Linked DNA regions of Homo sapiens: region 1 is linked to region 2. The links are chromatin loops, found by intact Hi-C in ENCODE. Cell type or tissue: GM12878. All regions are shown on one strand. Each heading gives the region's core, and the rest is flanking DNA. Links, peaks and the distances in the headings are about the cores only. Region 1 has its middle 110 kb from the start of LINC02672. Region 2 holds the start of LOC105378308 (a long non-coding RNA gene).

Region 1 (8,343 bases), core at 286-8,285, 170 kb before region 2:
ATAAAACTTAAGTTACAATTCCAGTTTTCCTCAAGATCTGAGACATGTTAATTGTATTTGTTTCTCGCTCTGGTAACATCTTCCCACCGCACGTATTTCCTGCGTTAAAGAGTTTAAAAGATGGTCAAAGAATCTAACACTGTTCGGGACCCCTTCCACGCTGTGGAAGCTTTGTACTGTCACTCTGCTCAATAAAGCCTACAGCATTTTTTTCTCTCGGTCCGATCCGTGTCTCTCTCAACGAGGGCTGCCGCCACACCAAATCTTTGGCGTGGCTAAGGCAAGAACCTTTGGCGTTACAATAACAAAGAAATTTTACTTAGGCCTGCTTTGATAAGCATATGATATGATACGAAAATTTAGGTTACTAACAAGCAAAACAGAAAGCAATCAAGTCCTACAATCACAGTATTATAGAATGTATGAACGGAAAAAAAATTTAGAATTTATCCAGACCTACTTTCTACACATTTATGGTTCTCAGTTTTCTGTCCTACTATTTTTCCAGACTTCCATACTCATTAGTGACTCATTTTCATATAGATAATTTTTGTTTTTTTGATGTAAGGCTAAGCTGGTAACAATTTTCAAACATGTTTTTCATAAAATTTAGAGCTATGAATTCAGAGAAGTGGCAGTTTTTAGTGAATTTGAAACTAAGCCAAATAAGAAAGTAGTTGGCAGGAAACATTATTAATTATTAATGGCAAAGTATTTTTGGTTCAACTTCTTGAAAACGAATAATAGTACAGTCATTAGGCATTGACTTATTCAATATAAGATGCAATACTGAGGAGGCAAGAGTAGAAGCTGGAGATAATTTGGGCAATGTCATTAATGATCAGTCTTAACCACAAAAAACCTGCAAAGGAACTAGACTTCCAGGGCAATTATCTCTACTCAGCACTGTGTCTTGTCAGGGGAACAATGGGAACTAGTTGTCTTTAGCCATATGTTCATGGCTGCTTAAATCCATGGCAGAAGGCAGGCAGTTCTTGCCCTGGAATAATAACCATCTGCAGGTTGTAGTACCAATTGCCTCTGAAATCAATTGCCTATTTGCAGTCGTGTATAACATGTTTTATCCCACTCAATCTGATCACAAACCCTATTTCTTCCTGAATTATGAAACTATGGCCTCCCACATAGCTTACACATCGAGGATGATTGCCAACCTATTATGATAATCATAATCATATTGCTATTATCCGTTCAGGTTGGATCCATGAAAACAACTCAGATTGCCAGTTCAAACACACATTTGCCCTTGTTTGAAAACCTGGCCTTTCCTGAATTGAGGCTCCACACAAGAAACTTTTCCTGTGATTGTTTTTGAGCAAATGGAATAACTGGTGACTGAGACTTATTGTTGATAATAGGACCCCTCTCTAGATGAATAAAATTAATACTTTAAAAATTAAAAAAAGTCAGATAAGTATTAACAGCAGCCAGTCATCACCCAAAAGTTCTTCATGAGAAGCCACTGTGTGGTGCATATTAAAAAGGCATATTCCTGAACCCCAGCCCAAACTTAATGTATCCAAATATGTATAAATCAGCTTGCTGGAATTCAGAGGCAAATGGAGAATAATTCATATTTGTACTCCAACTATAAGCAGGACACTGAAGATTGTGAGGTAAAAATTGGTAGAAAAACTTTACATGAACTGAAGTAATTAAATATCCAGAGAAGTATAAAAGAATGGCCCCTAGGTGCTCAGGCAATGTGATATGTCATCCAAAGATATTAATTTCTCAAAATAAAGAATGTATTTCCTGAAAACAGCAACTGACATAAAAATGGCCTATTTGTCACTGTCTAAATAATGCCAATTAAGTAGCATGTTAATCTACATGATCAAACTATCATTATCTTGAACAAATTTAAGGATGTGAAAAATGATACAGAAGGTTTGTCATTTAGCTCTTCAGCCTTCCTCAGCCTAAGGCTGAATTTCTCATTTTTCTTTCCAGCTTTATGGAGGTATATTTGACCAATAAAAGTTGTATATATTAAGGGTGAATTTGAAGCTGAAGCTGGATGTCAGATTTGGGCTAAAAATATCAAGGCTTACATTTGGTGTTCTCCTAATAATTTATTCAGCTTCCCTAGTATCAGTGCTAGAGATATAATGAAACAGAAAAAAAAAACCAGACTTTTGCTCTCCTGGATGATATAGTATAGTAGATAAACTACAAATGAATAAAGCTATAATGAATAAATTAATTGATTATTTGGCAACAAATATTTTGGAATGAAGTTAGGTAAGGGAAGATCTTGCTGAGGAAGAACCTGAAGAATGGACTAAAACCTGAAGAATGAGAAGAAGCCAGCCAATATGATGAAAATTAGGTTGTGGACTATTAATACTTTGAAACATGGTTTCTGCCATTTACTGAAATATCTACATGCGGGAAGACATGACGAGAGTATGCACCAGCCAGAAGCTGAGTGACTTCACCTCACTTCTTTACACAACTGTTCTGTGGATTCCAAGAGTAGAACTCAAGATCCCACTTCTGCACCCACCTACCTTTCCAGAAATTGTTTTGAACCAATTCAGCTAGGAGGCCTTCCTACTGACAAGTAAATAAGCCTCTAGTTTAATTTCAACAAGTGTTCACATTCTGAAAGCAGAAACAGTAAGAGAAAACAAGGTAAAATATAAATTTTGAGATTTAAATATACTGGACATTATTAAAATATGATAAGTCACTGTAAATAGAGTATTATAACTGAAAGGAGACAAGCATTCGAAAAGTAAAAACTGTACATTATTAATTCAGTTTTAAGGTTTTAGAATTTTTCACATCATATTTACCATTAAGGAGGAATGATTATTTTATTCATAATCCCCACAACTCCCAGAGATGTACAAATCCATAAGTTTTTACCTATATATTTACTAGGCTTTTATATATATCCTAGGGAACTATATGAAAAGTTCATGGGACATAAGGTATGATAAAGTGAAGGAGGGCTTTTATGCTAGGCATTGCCAAACTACAACTGTAAACAAAGTAAGGATCTTTGCCCTCCTACAGTAAGTGTAAGTTTAGCAGTTGCCCAATTTTTGCCAGTATTCCTATTATGTTTCCTGTGCTTCATGCAATTTCTTAAAGACTTTGCTGTGGTCTTTACTCAGTCAGTCTTGGATCCTTCATTTTACCTTCTAGGATAAAGTTGTCAGGTGGTATTTGAAACTAAAGGTTCTCTTCTAGATAAGTTTTCGGTGGTTTCTAAAGTTGCAGTAAGACAAATCTCATCTTGTTGGATGTGTTTGTGGTTTGGTGCCCACAGATTTCTGGTAATGGCGAAGAGCCTCTTGCAATGGAAAGCAAACACCCAGGGAAATGACTGAGAGACCATCATCATGTGAAGGGTTAGGGGGAAAAAAGTAAAAAAAAAAAGTATGGAAAAACATGAGGAGAGGCCCTGACATAATAGAGAATTTAGCATGTTCAACAAACCAAAAGACTAGTGTGGCTGGAGTATTGTCGAGGGATGGAGGCTCACAAGATGTGGGGTTGCACCTCTTGATTGGCTCTGTGTTGTGCAGGGCAAGGGAAAGGCTAATAGAAAACTATAGCCTGATGCACACATTACAAGGTCTACTGAATACTTTTGGGGGACTGGATAAAAGGCAGGCAAGTTTGGTTTATCTCTCCAACCCCCTCCCCCATAAAAACAGAACTAAAGTTGCAAAAGAAAACAAAACAAATAAAAGCAACAAAAACAAAAGAGCATATATGTTACAAAAATATATGATAAGATAGCTTCACAAACCCTAAAATATGAGCAGGTTGGAGACAAATTAACTTGTCCAGAATCATCACTATCTTCAGCAACTTCTCTCTTGTTCTTTTGACCACAGGCGGCCTCAGTAAATACCACAGCCAGGTTAAACATTTACTAATGACACTATAGAATAAATGAGACACAGGGAAAGTAGGACTTGTAGAAGACCTCTCTGCTGAACAGTGTTTGAATATGTTCTAAAATTGATCCAGAAATATGCCCAGTGAGTAGACTGATTGCAGCCAAACAGATTCAGAGTGGGAAGATGAGGCAGCTCACTACCACTTCTCCATAGGCTTGTTTCATTTCCCTGTAAGCCAGAAGGAGAAATGTGGGATTGGGCCATTAATACATTCTTTGGTTCCACCTGCCTGATTTGAAAGCTCACACCCTCAGTTTTGAAAAGAGGGGAAAAGGTCTAGTCAACGGGAAATGTTCAAGATAAAGAATTTGTCAAAGAAGGAGAAAACCCTCATGAATGTGATGCAGGAGGTAAACCTTACTTTTCTTACAGTTTTCCTTTTTTTTTTTCTAGATTACTTTCCCTATAAATACTTTGTTGTCTGTACTACATGAAGCAAGTTTATCTCATAAACTCATTCATGTTAACATTTTGGAAAGCCATAATACCAAGGAAAAATTAACAGTAGAAATTCTGGCACCTACATAGATAATATTTTTGAAGTAAGTATTATCTTTGACATCATGGAGTTCACTATGAAACCCTCCTGCAATTTAAATCACCTTCCTATAAATAATAAGAAGACAGAAAAACACAATTTTAGGGTCTGGAACTTTTCAATGAAAAGTTTTATATGATCTATGATTAGACTAGGCAGCACAGAGTAATGATTAAAAGCATAGACTCTGGGCCTAGATGGCTTGATTAGAAATTTGGAGATTGTTCTGTATTAGCTGTGGTACTGCATCTCTCAGTTTTGTCAACAGTGAAGTTAGAACAATTACAGGATATACCTCATTGTCATTTATGAAAATTAAATAAGATCATATTTATAAAGCATTTAGAACAGTGCTGTGTAGGTGATGGTTAAAGTATCAACTGGGTGACTTTGTGTTGACTAACAGAACTGGCATGAGTTTTAGCACCTCAACAGAGCGTGATACTATTTTTTTAGCCTCAATATAAAATCAGTTATCTCAAATTTTCCATCTAAGTCATGATTTTACTGTTGAACTACTAAAAGCCATAAAGAAATGTTGTTCATAATGCTACTAAATGCCCCAAAAACAGTGAGATAAGAATCAGGAAACCCAGTGTTTGTACAAGCATTGTCCTGATCGTTTGTGCTTTCATGAGCAAGTCATTAACTCTTCCGCATCAAATAACTTATCTGTAAAATAGAAACGGTAATAATTTTGACTGCCAACTTCCAAGGAGACCACAAAAACATCTGATAATCATGTGAAGTTGGGTTTAATACCTACTACAGTAAATAACAATACCACCTAAACAGAGTCTTAGATTTCAAAAGGAATAGGGGTTAGGGGACAAATATTTATAGGGTTTGAGGATTAACCTATAGTGGTTTAAGTTGGCTTGTCAATGGATATCTGATTGGGATTTGGCAAAATCGTGATACAATAGTTTGGGATTAGTTAACACAGTGAGGTGAGGATATTGGTAAGTCTTAAAAAGAAAGACAACTCCTTGATAATCAAACAGTTTGCCTATTAGAGCAATTTATTGCTCTAAGAAAGAGGCTGCTTGCCCAAATGAACAGCTATTGTCTTGAAAAAGAGAAGTATTTGAGCAGCCTATTTCCTGTATACATTGATTTTTAGCAAGTTATTGCAGCAAACAAGATATTTACTGGTTTACCATCTATCTTATTTTCCTGGGCACCAAAAAGAGTCAAACTGATGAAGGAATCCTTACTCAGTTTCATAGGTAAACTGTATAGATGCAGAATCTCAAATCTCACTTTTTAAAAAAGGAAAATAACTTTAGAAGGTAGAACCACATAAAAATAACAGAACTGCAGTATAATGGAACTTTAGATATCACTTCATTCACATCAATCTCATCACACTCCAACTGATGGTAAAGAAGATGAAACTCAGAAAAAGCAAATTATTTCCCCACACTCTATCTCTAGAGTGACACAGTCATGTCACCCCCAAGTCAAGATTCCACTGGTGGGTCCCTGACCTCATTATCTAATCAGAAGATGTCATCTAAATTTAAGCTCACCAAACAATGTTGCTGTTCTTCAAGTTTCATTTCTCCCTAACTTCCATCAAGAGACAAGCTTCAAAATATTTAGCTAGAAGAGAACGGATCAAAAGTAAATGAAATGCATAGCTGTGTGCAAATGGAGCCACATGCATGGAAACCTACCCAACAAATTCAAAAACATTTTACAAGCCAGAGAGTTAGATTAGTAAAATTTGCATTCAAATTAAACATAAAAATGTTCCCTACAATTTCATCATTTATTCACCAACTAAAGAGCTGACCAACATGCCAACGTTTGGCATATTAAGGAGCTTCCTTTAGCCCCAAATTGCCTACCAGCAAAACAAAGCAATTTGCACTTTGGCAGACTGTTTTACAAAATGATTATAGGAAGGAAAATTCAAACCACTAAATTATGCCTAATAACATAATAGTTAAGTTTCCATCTTGATGATAACTAAGCTGATTATGAACAACTATGTGCTCTTAAGTACATACTTAAGGAAAGCCCAGCTTTTCTTTCATAATGCTGTTATTTAATTAGACCAGAAAAGCATTTGATTCTAATCCATTCTTTAGACTCCTACTGTATATCTAAATGTGGTTAAAATATTTCTATCTGGGGTATTTTTTAAAAATGAGCTGTTTCTTTGTTTTTTAAACTTTGAGTGATTGATCAAAAAGTGTTTAGTAAGACACACTCTATTCCCCACAGAAGCCTCATACATAGTAGCAGTTAGACATAGGGCTCTAGATCAGCAGGTATGCTGAAAATTGTTTTTTTAATTATCAGCCACGTGACTTTGGAAAACTTACTATTCTCCCTGTTTCTTAGTTCCCTCATTTGTAAAATGAAGCTTCTATTGAAATTTTACATGAGAAAATACATGGACAGCACGCCAAGTAGTCAAAAAATGTAAGTTATTGTTATGCATAAAGAAGTTTTCATAGCAAAATAAAAATAAGTCTATGAAAAGGAGCATTTGCTAGTTATGTATCATGTTATACTATAGTAGTATAAGTTCCTCTTTTTTAAAAGCTCTACAACGGTTTTTTACAATAGACATGCTTCCAGTTTCCTACTTCAATAAATGGAGCATTGGCATGTAAAATTCAAACTTTTTCTGTAGTTATGAAATGAGTAAAATATCTGTCTTGTTAGTTTCTACATTTACTTTTATGAATATGTTGCTTATTTTTCAAAGGAGCTGTTATCAATGGAAGCACACAGTTTTGAAAATATCACCTACTTCTGGAGGCGCAGTTTACAGTGCCTGACCTCCTGATGAGCTATGGACAGCAGTGAGATCCCTGGCTTCATTGTTATTTAAGACAGCCTGAACTTTTCATTTTGGCATTTACTAGGCGATATATACTAGGTGAAGTGTGTGTGTGTGTATATATATAATTATGTATGTATACATACATAAAATAAATATATGTATATAATATACATCTTTAATATGATTTTAACACAATATAAACTGTAAGGGCATATAAGAACAACAAGCTATAAAAGATCATTTTATATCTTTTGATAAAAGCAGCTATGTCATTTTGGCTTCTTTCCCTGCCACATTTTAGCCTATGCACTAATGCACACACACACACACACACACACACACACACACACACACTTTCTCAGACACAGCATTCTACCTGAAGAATTAGGAAAAATTAGGAATTCCACCTGAAGAAGGAGGAAAAGGTCAGACTTCTCTTTTAAAACTTTTTTTTTAAGTCAAAAGAGACTGTAACACCTTTAAGAAATAAAGTCCATCAGCTTCCCTGAGCTGTACTCATATGTTTTGAAACATCCATTAGCACAGCTAGAACATGAATTTTAGAAAGGTCAACATTAAAAGCAACTAGAATAAATGTCAAGTCTGTAGCCGAATTATGATAAGCCACTAAAAAACAGTTTATTTTACCTGAGTCTGACATTGTACCTGAGCTTGATTCTTTGAATTTCTAGATAAAACCATTTTAAATTCCTAGGTCTCCTTAAATAGTAAGATGGTAGTCTCAATTATATTCTTATGGAGATGAACATAATATATTTTACAACTATTAGAGCAAGATGAAAAGCAATAAGGTATAAGGGGGAATTTGAAAGCCAACTGCTTCCTGTAGTCAAAGTATGACATACCAGAATTTACTTAGAATGAGCAGGTCTAGGGTACCCACCATGGCACTTGCCATTGTGTTCATGGGATCTAGAATGTGTCTGGAGGAGCTTTCAGAAATGACCAAATTACTGAAAACATTAAAAAACACAGAGGTTATAGTCCCATCTTGCTAACGAAACCATTTTGCTTTTCTGTGTAATAACGTATTTGTGTAATTT
Region 2 (8,343 bases), core at 272-8,271:
TAATTCAGGAACAGAAAATCAAATACCACATATTCTCACTTACAAGTAGGAGTTAAGCATTGGATACACATAGACACAAAGGTGGGAATAATAGACACTGGGGAATACAATACGAGGAGGAAGGTAGGGAAGCAAGGGTGAAAAACTAACTTTTGGTTACTATGTTCACTATCTGGGCGACAGATTCATTCACACTTCAAATATCAGCATCACACAATATATCTTTGTAACAAACCTGCACATCTAACTCCTGATTCTAAAACAAAAGATGAAAAAGTGAAAAAGCATGAACAGGAAAGCCAGAGTGTGTGATTTTTGCACTTTTAGCAGCAAAAGTATTTGTTTATCACTAAAAATATTTTAGGTCTCTTCCAAGATTAAAACATATGTAGATATTTCTAGGACAAAATAAATAACTAATCAGTTATATTCTAAAAGATAGACCAGAACCATTAAACCCCTGTACATATGTTCATTGAGAAATAAACTCCTGACCTAGCAAACTCCGGGTACACACACAACTCACAGCCATCCATATGTTTCTTCAACTGCACTTCTTTCAATACCCAGATATTGTTTCCTGTTAGGAATTCATCTAGCCTGATATTTTTGCTTCTTCCTTTCAACCTGAAATAATAAAAATAATCATAATCCATTTTAAAAGAGTTTATTCAATTGCAAAGCTGAGAATAGCCACTCGACTAACGCAGACTCCAAAGAAACAAGGTAAGTGCTCCAAAGCTGACAATTCATGCTTATATAGGCAGAAAACAAATCAATGACAAGATTACAACATTTTTCACAAAAGGCTGGTTTATGAGTTACAGCAGTTTGGTTAGTTACAGTTGTTTTCCTTTTCCAATTTAAGAATATATTTAACATTCCATCATAGACAATGTGATGTGATAGTTTTGAGGCCTTTGTATAAAAGAAAAAAAAGGAAGTTAATCTATAATGAAAATCAACAGTGGAAAGGGAAGGGGGTCTTCTCTGGCACCCTTTAGTCTTTTACAACATTTTGCAAAACAATGTAGATAAACAAAAGGCTAATCTACAATCAGAGGAACAAAGGTTACAGCTGCCTGTCACATGACTAAGGGCCCATAATCACATTCCTTTAAGGCTCAAAATAGTTTAAATTTCCAATAGCTTTTATTTTGAATTACTTATTCATAAACTCCCTTTTGATCTTTCATGACTAATTGATCTGTCTCTGGAAACACTTCCGTAAATCAAAAATAAAATTTTAAGCCCCTCAACTGACTGAATGGATCTCACTCTGAGCCAAGCAAACCCAAGGAAACCTGAAAAGGTAGGTCAGGCCATGACAGAAAAGAGAGGGTCAGACATGCTTCTTTCTACTCGCTTCCTTTTGGAGTTCAGGTGCAACTGATCAGCATTAACATTAAAACAGAGATCTTAAGACTGACAAAACAGACTCTTTGTATCAATAAGATATCTAATTCCAACCTGACTCTAGTCTGACATCACATGACACATAAAGAAGGAAATCAAAATATTTTACCTCAAATATGTTTATTTGCCATATTTTCAAATGGTCCTGCAAAACTGTCTTCTGTGGGGGGAAATATGCATCTGTAAAGAATCTATATTAACGTAAATAGATCTCTCCCATTCCAGGCCTTCCCAACTGTGAAGAGACTAACTGAGAGTATGGCACCTCTTAAAGGTCTAAATAGATCATCTATTGTCTCTAAGGTTGGTCCTCTATGAGACTTCATCTATGTAATAAGAACCTTGATCTCCACAATGCCTTATCTTTTGACAGACACTCCTTTCTATTGATTCCAGGTCTTTAGGTAATAACTTAACTCTCAACCCATTGCAGGTCAGGAAATCTTTGAATCTACCTATGACCTGTAAGCACCTCAGAACCTGTGCTTCGAGTTGTCCCACCTTTCTGGGCTGAACCAATATATACCTCACATGTATTGATTGGTGAATTACATCTCTCTAAAATGTATAAAACCAAGCTGTAACCCAACCATTTTGGGCACATGGTGTCAGGAGCTCTTGAGACTGTGCCTTGGCCCGTGGTCACTCACATTTATCTCAGAATAAACCTCTTTAAATATTTTACAAAGTTTGGCTTTTTTCATCAACATTTCTCACACAGACTTACACCCACTTTAAGACTTGCCTGTGGTTTCCTCTCATCAGTTTCATCAGGAAATCAATCACCTGCCTCTGCTTTTCTCCCTCTCTCTGCCCTATTTCAGCTTTCTCTCTCAGTCCATCTCTAGCATCTTTTGGTTCATTTTATGACTTTAATTGTGGCTTCTTAGTGTTAGATCTAGTACTACATCTGCAGATAGGTAAGAGGGAGCTATATATTTTGAAGTGACAGCTAAAAGGAAAGCCAGCATCTTTCACCACCACATCTCTTCAAAATCTTAGAAAATTTCCATAATTTCCAATTAAGCCTGCTTTCCTCAAGCTCTTGCACTTATGAAAATTAAATTATTTAACTTTATAGTATTGTTCTATTCTACTTCAACATGTTAAATATTTTATTTCAAATGAGTATGCTATTGCAGCTATATTATATAGTAAACAATCATATTTAGACTAGTGAACACCCATAATCATTGATGAGATTTCATTTGCATATATTCAGATTCTTTCTGATAAAACAAATTTTAGCAAGTTAGTGGTAGGGACCAAGGAAAAATATCCATGTCCCCCTCTGCAGTTTTGCTGACAACCAGTTGACAAAAGGCAAATTAATAGGGGAAAAGGCATACAAAATTTATTTTAATGTGCATTGCATGGGGAGAATCACAGGGTAAGATAATGATTACCCAATAAGCAAATGGAGTATAAAAGCTTATATACCCTTCCTCATAGGGGATGGAAGATGGGGAATGTAGACAACTCTTTGAGGAGCAGTGAATGATTATTAGGGACAATGAGTAGGCCCAGGGTACAGAAATTAACTTGTAAATGATTCTCTTTGAAATTCGAATGAGCCTGAGAGGCAGGCACTATCTTGTAACAGGTCCATCCAGGTGTGGTTGTATTCCTCAGTTGTCTGAGATAGATAATGAGATTTCAGGGAGGACAAGGAAGGCAATTGTGTTTGTTCTGGGGGATTTCCAGGTAGAAAAGGGAACTGAAGAGAACAGCCTCATTCTGTGCTTTGAAAGAGACAAAGGGTTAAGAGAAGGGGAAGTAATCCGAGAGACCTGAAGTTGCCAGTTTCGTTCAGCCATATTGATGGCAGCAGCAGCCTATCTGGAGGAGCTGCTGTGAAGAGGCTGGCTGCAGCCAGTGAGCTGCGGCTGGGTCGTGTGCTCTGGGTCCAGAGGGAGCCAGGAAGAGGCAGGAGCCCTGCCCCCTTACCGAGTTGACAGGGCAGGAGCCCCATGCTCCCACGCCAGCCACAACCACCCAGCCATGTCTCCAGACCTCAGCATCCCTGTTTTCTCCGGGGCCCAGGAAGCCCCCCAGCCCCTGCAAGCTCAAAAGTGCCTGCTCCCACTCCCCGGCCTCTCCCTGCTCCCAGTGTCCACTTTGATTTTGGAGCAAAGTTGTGGTCAAGTCCGGGCACTGTTGCAAGCTTGCTGAGTGTGTGCATGCTCAGGGCAGTGCTGACACAGCAGCCCCCCTTGCCACCTGGGCCCCCACAGGACTTTGGTCACTGACTAGTGCAGAAGGGAGGCCTGGGGGCACTAAGGGCAGCTCTGCATGGGGCTGCAGGTGTCCCTTGGTGCAAACAGCCTGGGTGCCATGAATGGCATGTTTATAGCTGGAGGCAGACAGGTTCCTGGGTGGAAAGGGGCGGGTCCCTGGTGAAACCCCACTTTCAAGCCAGGGCCAGCCTGAAGCCTGTGGGCTGGACTGCTAGTTCTGGGTGAAATCTGTGACCTGGACTGAGAAATTATGGTGCTTTTTCTGGGCCCACCCATGGCTACCCATGGACCAATCAGCACACACTTTCTCCCTTCTGAGCCCATAAAAAGAACAGACTGAGTCAGACTCAGACAGATGTGAGGACCACCAGATGCGGGAAAGAACTACCCACTTCAGGTCTCTTTGACTCACCAGGACTACCAGCAGCAGGAGGGAGCTACCCATGTCGGGTCTCCTTGACTCATCAGGACAACCTGCCTATGGAAAGGAGCTATCCACTGTCAGTCTCCTCTGCTGAGAGCTGGACACTCGGGATGACATGCCTGCGGTACCCACTTTGGGTCTCCTGAGAGCTGTCGCTCAATGAAGCTTCTCTCCACCTTACTCACTCTCCAGTTGTCTGTGTACGTCATTCTTCCTGGATGCAGGACAAGAACATGGGACCTGCTGAATGGCGTGACTGAAAAGGCTGTAACACAAACAGGGCTGAAACTTTGCCCTCAACCCCCTGGCCCAACACACTGTGGGCAATGAGAAGGAGAGAAGAGCTGCTGCCCTTCAAGGGACCTCAGACCTAGGGGCTCCCCAAGACAGGGCTGTGACATCCTCTTTGTGGCTCTGTCGTTCCTGGCATCTCCAAGCTTCTGGGTGCCACTGCATTCCCCTCATCCAGACGTGGATGCCCACAGTGGAAGCCTCGTGTAGTACATCTGGTTCAGCTGCAGCCTCTGTCAGCAGCTGTGCGGGTGCCTGGAACTGCCCACCCTGTTGCAGCTGGCACACCTGGCTTTGCACAGTGGCTGGACCCTGAGCTTGTGCACACACCCCTCACTGTTCTGTGCCTGGCTTGCCATTGGGAGGCATGGGATCTGGGCCAGCAGCACAAGCCAACCACAGCCTGCCAGGCCGAGTGGGCGGAACAAGCCCAATGGGCGCAAGCAATACTCATGCAGAAGATGCCACGGGTCACAAAGGTTTTGGGCTGGCAGAGCAATACTCCAAGGATCTCATGACAATATTTTGGGGTAAAATATTTTGGTTTCTTTTATAGCCAATCTATTAGTATTTGAGAAAAATGCCTGATTTCAGTGACTTAGATATTATGCTCCCATTACCTTCCATTTTCTTTACCTTTTCTTGTTTAGGCAAGTGACTTAAATGCTCTAGGCCTCCATTTCTTGAGCTGTAAAATAAGTGTCTGAAGAAGCTTATCTAAATAATGTGATGTTATATTATGTTATGACAGGGTCTGACTGCCACACTCAGGCTAGATGGCAGTGGCACAACCATGGCTCACTGAAGCCTCAACTTCCCAGACTCAGGTGATTCTCCCACCTCAGTCTCCTGAGTAGCTGGGACTGCAGGTGCGCACCACCACACCTGGCTATTTTTGTATTTTTTGTAGAGACAGGGTTTTGCCATGTTGCCCAGGCTGGTCTTGAATTCCTGGGCACAAGTGATCTGCCCACCTTGACCTCCCAAAATGCTGGAATTACAGGTGTGAGTCACCATGCCCAGCCTAAAGAATGTCATTTCTAATGACAAAAAAAACAGACTTATTTTTCTCCCCCATCTATCAAGAGATATTTTTAAAATCATGTAAATTTTTAATACATTTGATAAAACACCATCAAGCTTCTACAACTGTCTCATCCCATTTATAGGCTCCATGAGGGAATGCATAAATTATCTTAATATTAAAAAAATGCACAATTATGAACAAAATACAAAATATTTTACCCCAAAGTATATGTCTCAGCATATTTCAAGATGGCTATTCAAAGGGGTTGCAAACACAAGAATAGCTGAAAGGCTGTCTATTTGTGGGGCAGATTTGTATCTGCAGAGGAAATTTACATTAGTAAAGTGAAATAAACAGCAGAGGCGAACAGGCCTTTTATGAACACTCCTCTCCTTAGATCTTGGAATAATTATCTCACAGGAAAAGGAGACTAGGGGTCTGACAAAGAAACTTGTACCATAGGCAACCACATACTCTTTGAGAGCTGCTACCTGTCAAGTTTCATCTGTATAACAAGACCACCTTTGCTCCATGCCTTTCCTTCTCTCTCCCTCCCATAAACTGTCCTGCAGTGCTTCAAGCCCCTATTCTTTCTGTGACCTAAGGACAGTATAAAACCTTGAGCCATCTGGCACTTTCATTAAGTTTTCATATTTTGCAGGACTCTTGTGCACATGATAAATGTGTGTGCTTTTTTTCTGCTAATCTGTCTATTATCAGTTTGCTTTATAGACTCAAATTATCAATGCTTCAGAAGGAAGGAAAGGAAATTATCTTCCCCCTTACAGTTAGAAAGTTGGAGTTACACAGGATGAAAAGGGCTAATGTGCAGAATGATTACTATTATTAATGATACTGTAATATATACTGAAAATTTGCTAAGACAGTAGATTTTAGGTTCTTTTGCCATGAGCATACAAAATGGTAACCGTATAAGGAATGAAAATGTTAGTTGCTTTACTGCAATAATCATTACATTAAGTATATGTATATTAAAACATCGTATTTTACACTTTAAATATGTACAATAAAAAAGATTTTTAAAATGCCACCTTTGGCCAGGTGCTGTGCCTCATGCCTGTAATCTCAGCACTTTGGGAGGCCCACGCTGGTGGATCACCTGAGGTCAGGACTTCAAGACCAGCCTGACCAACATGGCAAAACCCCATCTCTACTAAAAGTAGACACAAAAAAATTAGCCGGGCATGGTGGTGTATGCCTTAATCCCAGCTACTCGGGAGGCTGAAGCAGGAGAATCACTTGAACACGGGAGGCAGAGGTTGCAGTGACTCAAGATTGCACCACTGAACTCCAGCCTGGGTGACAGAGTGGGACTCCACCTCAAAAAAACAAAACAAAACTATAATGGTAAACATTAAATAGAAAATGTTTTTAATGGCGCAATATTAAAAGATTTTCCCCCTAAAACTCTCAAACTATTTTGAAATATAATGTCAAAATAACCTGAAAAATAACTTTCCAAAAAGTTCATTTTAATTAACATCAACCCAGAAGCCAAAGGGTTCTTGTATCCTGGAACATTTTTCAAAAAGAAAAGAAAAAGAACTCATAATTCTGACATCTTTCTTTTACTATTTATGAAACTTAAATTTAATGTCAAAACTTACATAAAGTTCAATTGAGATAATATCAGGAGCAAAAGTTGCAAAAACTATAATAAACCGAAAGAACAATCACAATATAAGCCAATATTGTTTAAAGTCTGTGTGCCAAGAAATATATTACATATATTACTTACTTCTGTCATGTACCTTTAAAGAAAAAACTCTAATTTGTCCAAAATCACACTATTAGTAAAAACAAAGGATAACCTCTGTCTCACTCTGACTTTCCTAATCTCCGTGCTTGCCACCTGACTGAGCTTCATTTTCTCTGTTTACAAGAGTGACCACCCAATAATTAGTTAGTATATCTACAAAAATATTTGACATATTTAGTGGAAGATATTATTTTATTATCATCTCCAGAGTAACACACATTTCAGGCTTCCTCCCAAATCCCCTCATCTGGCATTTCCTGAGCTACAAACCCATAAAAAAGGTTTAGTATGTTACTTTGGATATTCTAATGTTCAACCAAATTCAGGAACCATTGAACTAGATTTAAAGCTTTTTTCAATAGGAAAACAGCATCAATTTTAGGAAAACTGTGTTAAAAGAAAACCTTCAGACAAATTAAATCTAACAGAGTTTAACTGAGTAAAGAATGATTTGTAAATTGGGCAGGCCCCAGAATCACAGCAGATTCAGATACTCCAGCTTGGTCAGCTGCGTGGAGGAAGATTTATAAACAGAAAAAGGAAAGTGGTGTACAGAAGACAGAACTGAGGAGTAGAGACAGCTGGGTCAGTTCTAGCTCAGTGTTTGTTTGCCTTATTTGAACATGGTTTGAACAGTTGTCCATCCTTGATTGGCTGAACGTCAGTGATTGGCACAAGAGTAGAGTACAGTATGTTAACACATCCAGTTAGTTTGTGGTTCACTACCTATAGAGAAGCCTTTATGCTACACTTAAAATATGCAAGGAAGGAGCTTTAGGCTAAACTTAACAATTGTATAATAGCTTAATACCCAGAGAACAGTTATATAACAGCACTGAAATATTTGCAGTCAGGAGAGGATTTTGAATTTGCAATTTGGGATTTATAAGATTTGAAGTTTTAAACAAGACTAGCCTTAACTTCTGTTATTATTTGAGGATTATATCAAATTAATTAATTCAAGAAACTATGCATGGTTTCCATAGTAGACTCTATGTTTAATGACTCTCAATTAATTATCTGTGGTCATTAAAGTTCCAAGTTAAAGCTTTCCGTCAAGAATTAGTTTGTCATCAAAAGAAGATTAACCTTATGAGTAACTATAACAAGGTAATGATATCCAGATTAGAAGGTCTGGACATTACACAGATGCTACTTTGTCAAAAAA

The links. Peaks named below come from ENCODE experiments on the same cell type or tissue, not always from the same donor. Only the 100,000 strongest peaks of a DNase experiment are listed, where the experiment ranks them.
Region 1: a loop joins it to region 2, with 2.4 times the contacts of the local background. A loop is called at or near these places in 3 of 110 quality-filtered maps.

What each region holds. Positions count from the first base shown.
Region 1 is chr10:53,130,969-53,139,311 of GRCh38, reverse strand. No RefSeq gene overlaps it. Among named protein-coding and RNA genes, the nearest start is that of LINC02672, 110 kb to the right of the region's middle. In GM12878, for the core only: no CTCF peak of the experiment used is centred there; a DNase peak (open chromatin) is centred at 3,861.
Region 2 is chr10:52,960,964-52,969,306 of GRCh38, reverse strand. LOC105378308 (a long non-coding RNA gene) reads left to right here and starts at 4,007. Exons shown (of 4, transcript XR_945968.3): 1 at 4,007-4,898. RefSeq lists enhancers at 755-1,290, 2,688-3,212, 2,965-3,314, 4,263-4,788. In GM12878, for the core only: a CTCF peak has its summit at 5,129; a DNase peak (open chromatin) is centred at 3,166; H3K27ac peaks cover 2,526 bases.